Linked DNA regions of Homo sapiens: region 2 is linked to region 1. A link is an interaction called in ENCODE POLR2A ChIA-PET data of the cell type or tissue named here. Cell type or tissue: Panc1. All regions are shown on one strand.

Evidence for each region. ChIA-PET counts read pairs that join two places held together with the same protein. Peaks named below come from ENCODE experiments on the same cell type or tissue, not always from the same donor. Only the 100,000 strongest peaks of a DNase experiment are listed, where the experiment ranks them.
Region 2: POLR2A ChIA-PET joins it to region 1 with 12 read pairs; 5 of 35 experiments call an interaction of 5 or more read pairs at or near these places.

Annotation. Positions count from the first base shown.
Region 1 is chr11:74,507,932-74,510,431 of GRCh38, reverse strand. It overlaps LOC124902712 (a long non-coding RNA gene), which reads right to left. Exons shown (of 2, transcript XR_007062776.1): 2 at 323-1,720. Among named protein-coding and RNA genes, the nearest start is that of LIPT2, 15 kb to the right of the region's middle. In Panc1, no CTCF peak of the experiment used is centred here; no DNase peak of the experiment used is centred here.
Region 2 is chr11:74,239,805-74,242,304 of GRCh38, reverse strand. The region is part of intron 9 of PPME1 (protein phosphatase methylesterase 1); the gene reads right to left. Among named protein-coding and RNA genes, the nearest start is that of PPME1, 70 kb to the right of the region's middle. In Panc1, no CTCF peak of the experiment used is centred here; no DNase peak of the experiment used is centred here.

The DNA of each region.
Region 1 (2,500 bases):
TTCAGTGTCTCTTTCCATGATATGAAGTAAAACCAGGTATTTTGAGTGCTCACCTGATTTTTGGTTCTAGTGAAGGTGGTTTTTTGTGTAGATAGTTGTTGAATTTCTTGTTCCTGCAGGGAGGACAATTGGTGGGACCTTCTAGTCTTCCACCTTGCACCAACTTCTATGGTACTTTTTATTGAAAGTAAGCAAAATATCAAAGATGACTGAATTTAATGGATGTCATGGAAAGGAATGGCTCATGGACAGGAATATATGAGTAAAAGGGAATATATGGTTCATCAATAATTATATATTTCATAAGTTTTGGACAATAAGGTCAAAAACAAAATAACCTTTATTGGGACACTGTAAGTTTTAGAGGTTTTTTTTTGGCATTGATTTCAATTTGGAAAAAGTTTGCTCTGCTAAGGCAGTAGCAACAGGGATTGTCAATAAAAATCTTAAAGTAACATTAGATTTTAAAAGTAGCATGAATTTTATATATTATGGTCAAATATAGGAACACATAATTACACAATACAAACTATATTTATATGTTAAAATAGATTTATAAAATGGTAAATACGTATAATACATTCTATTTTTATTTCATCATATAAATCACTACCACTCATATAATAATTTTCATCATTCCTTAACACAGTAGCTAAGTCCATAAAGAATCAATATCATGTATATGTAGGTCTACAACTAGACCTACCTACACTACAATATTAGAGTAGTATGAGTTGTTTAATATTGTTTAATATTAATGAGCTGCCACATGCAACTATTGCAAATAGTAAGCCATTCCTGAATTCCTCCAAAACTACAAATCGGAACACAAAAAGAAGCAAGAAAATGGACAATGCTTTTCTGGAAAATGATACCCCATTAGGCATTCATGTTATGTGAGAGAAAAGACTTCACAGGATTAATTGATGTGTGCTTTTCTTACCCAAGAGCTTCTGCCACTCACTTGCTTTCCTTACTCGAGAGCAGTGGCTGTTTCTGGTGTGAACAGCAGCACAACCCACAGAACTTTAGACACAGTCATGTGGTGGAAATGATGGAAATGGTCTCTACCCATGCTTGAATGGGTGGTGGTTACAGAGGTGTATACACTTGTGCAAGCTCCTCAAACTAGGCACTTACATGTGAGCATTTTACTCTATGTAAAATACATGATTTTTTGTTTTGAGGATGTAGGGCAAGATATGTGGGAAAGTGTTTCCCTGGGGCCTGAAGGTTGGAAGAAGGAGTGTTAGGTGTATGGAACACACAGTACCCATACTTAGCACAACTTCTCAATGTCATCTCTCACTTGGACTATAACAATCTTTTTTTTTTTTTTTTTTTTTTTTTGAGACAAGGTCTTGTTATGTTGCCCCAGGCTATAGTTCTGTGGTGTGAACACAGTTCACTGCAGCCTCAACCTCTTGGACTCAAGAGATCCTCTTGCCTCAGCTTCCCAAGTAGTTGGGACCACAGGCATGCACCATCACACCTGGCTGGTTTTTTACCTTTATTTTTTGTAGAGATGGGGTTCCACTATGTTGCCCAGGCTGGTCTCGAACTCCTGGGCTCAGGCGATCCTCTCGCCTCCACCTCCCAAAGTGCTGGGATTATACATACATAAGCCACCATGCCCAGCCAACAATGTCTTCTTAATAGGCCTCTCTGCCTTTACTCTTGCCTTCCTCAAGCCTGTTCTCCACATAACAACCAGCTTGATCTTAAAACAAAAATGGCATTGTGTCACTATCTTATTTAAAACCATTCAATTGCATTCCCTTTGCTCTTTAAGATGCAGACCAACAACCTGGAAGTGATTTTTAGGGTGTTCCATGACCTGGCCTCTGTGCATCTCTCTGGCCTCATTTCACAGCACCATCACTGAGCCTTCTGTTTTCCTAAAGCTGCCACCCTAAACCTTAACATGGGCTCTTCTCTCTGGCTGAATGGTTTTCTCCTGGATGGCACTGGTTTGTCCTTCAGCCTCCTCAGACCACGCTCCTGTTTTAGGCTCTATCACCAGACTCTGTCTAGTAATTTATTTTATTGTCACCAGGTTTGTTGGCTCCCCTACCACCACAAACAGGCAAGGACTGTTATAATCATTGCACTTCTAGCTCCTACTTCAATTCCTGCCACAATGAAAGGAGCTAGAAGTACAATGAATATAATAGTCCTTGTGTAAATATTGTTGGATAAATGAATTTGTTTATTTCTGGTGTTTATTTGAGATAGGGTCTTGCTCTGTCACTCAGGCTGGAATGCAGTGATGTAGTGATGGCTCACTGCAGCCTCGAATTCCTGGGCTTAAGTGATCTTCTCACCTCAGCCTCCCAAGTAGCTGGAACTACAGGCATATACCACCACACCTGGCTAATTTAAAAAAAAATTTTGTAGAGACAGGGTCTCACTATGCTGCCCAGGCTGGTCTCGAAATCCTAGCTTCAAGCAATCCTCCCACCTTAAGCCTCTCAAAGCACTGGGATTAAAGGAATGAGCC
Region 2 (2,500 bases), 270 kb after region 1:
AAATAAAATCTAACATTTATAGTCAATTGATTTTCAGCAAAGGTGCCAAGACAATTAAATGGGGAAAAAGGAGCCTTTTCAATAAATGGAGCTGGGACAGGCTGTTTATTGGGTATCTACATGCAAAAGAATGAAGTTGGTTCCATTCCTGATATCATACACAAACATTAACTCAAAATGGAACATAGGCCTAAATGTAAGAGCTAAAACAAGAAAATTCTTAGAAGAAAACATAGGTATAAATCTTCATGACTTTTAGGCAAAGACTTCTTAGATATAATACCAAAAGTACAAGGGACAAAAAGAAAAATAAATTGAATTTCATCAAAATTAAAAACGTCTATACTTCTAAGAATGCCATCAAGAAAGTGAAAAGACAACCCATGGAATGGGAGAAAGTATTTGCAAATTAGGGATCTGTATCTAGAATATATATAGAACTCTTAAAATTCAGTAATAAAATCAAATAACCCAAGTAAAAAATGGGCAACGTATCTAACAAACATTTCTCCAAAGAAGATATATAAGTGGACAATAAGCACATGAAAAGAAACTCAATATCAGCAGTCATTAGGAAAATGAAAATCAAAACCACAATCAGATATCACTTCATACACACTAGGATGGCTATAATCAAAAAGAGAGAAAATAACAAGTGCTGACAAGGATACTGAGAAACTGGAACACGCATACACTGCAAGTGCGAATGTAAAAGGGTGCACCTGCTTTGGAAAACGGTCTGTCAGTTCCTCAAAAGGTTAAATATAGTTACCATATGATCGATCAGTTCCACTCCCAGCTGTGTACCCAAGACAAATAATAAAAGCCTATATCCACACAAAAAGTTGCACACAAATGTTCAAAGAAGTATTATTCATAATAGACAAAAAGTGGAAACAACCCAAATGTCCATCAAGCGATGAATGGATTAAAAACTGTGGTATAGCCATACAATGTCACATTATTCAACCATATAGAGAAATGAAGTATTTGATACGTGCTACAATATGGATGAACCCTGATAATTTTATTTTAAGAGAAAAGAAGCCAGTCACAAAAGACCACATATTATATAGTTCCATCTATATTTAATGTCCAGATTAGGCAAATCTATAGAGATTAGATTAGTGGTTGCCTAAGCTGGGAGGGTTGGGGAGAAATGGGGAGTGAATTCTCATGGACACTCCTTAATGTGCCTCAGTTCACCCTCTCAACAGAACTGCTGGAGTTTATGAAACCACATAATTGGGCTTATAAAAAAATACAAAGAAAAAATGAGTTAGAATTAAAAATCGAGGATCTGGGTGTGTTTTAGCTTTAACTTTTATGTGTGACCATGGGCAAGTATCTGTACCTAAGTTGTAAAATGGTGATAATACCTACAATGCAGAACTAAAATGAGAATTAGAGATGATAAATGTGAAGCATTCAGCATAGTGCTTAGCACATAATGGGTAAAAAGCAATTGATTATATTAAGAGTCTCAAATCTACTAAATGCGTTCTTGATTACCTTGGGCAAGTCTCTTAACTTCTGAGCCTCAGATTCTACACCATAATATGGGAGAAAAGATCTCTCCACACCTCATAAGGTGTTCAGAGGACCAAACAGACCATGCGTTATTTAAACCCTTGTAAACTCTAAAGAGGTACAAAGTATTACATTTCTGATCACTGTTTTAAAGATGGCAAGAAGATCCTCAAATTTAAAATACTGTTTAAAAATGTATTCTCCTTCTTGCTAACAGCAGCATCACCAAATGCAAAGGAGTAGGTCATTACATGTTCATTACCTGCCATTAGTAAGATGTTTATAATCGAAACCATCCCTAGTCTGCTGTTCATGAGCACTAAACATTTTCAAGAAAAAAGCACTTGTTACCACTACTTGCCTGGCAAGTACTCATAAAACACTATTTATACAACCCTGAGCTAAATGCAGAGGGAAATTCATGCAGAACATCAGTTTCTGCCACAAAATACACATTTTTTGTTTGTTTGGAATACAATTCTTGCACAGAGGACAACATGAGTCAACAGATGACTAGCAAAGGACCATAGTATTTCTGAGTGTGACTTATAAAATCAGTTCTATGACTTAATATGTACAACTTCAAAAAAAAAGTGCTAAGGTGTGTCATACAGACTTTCAGTGCTGTGTTGGAAAGACAGTGATACTAATTGAGGTCAGAAAGCTTCCCCAGGGAAGTTGGGTGTGGTGGCACGCACCTGTAGTCCCAGCTACAGCTACTGGGGAGGCTGAGGTGGGATGATCACGTGAGCCAAGGAATTCAGCCTGGGCAACATAGCAAAACCCAGTCTCAAACGAAAAAAAAAAAAAAAAAAATGGAAAGAAAATTAAAGAGCTTCCTCAAGGAGAAAAACTTTGAAAGACAGATGGACAGGGTAAAATCTGCATGAGCTTAGGCCGGGCATGGTGGCTCACGCCTGTAATCCCAGCACTTTGGGAGGCCAAGGCGGGTGGATCACGAGGTCAGGAG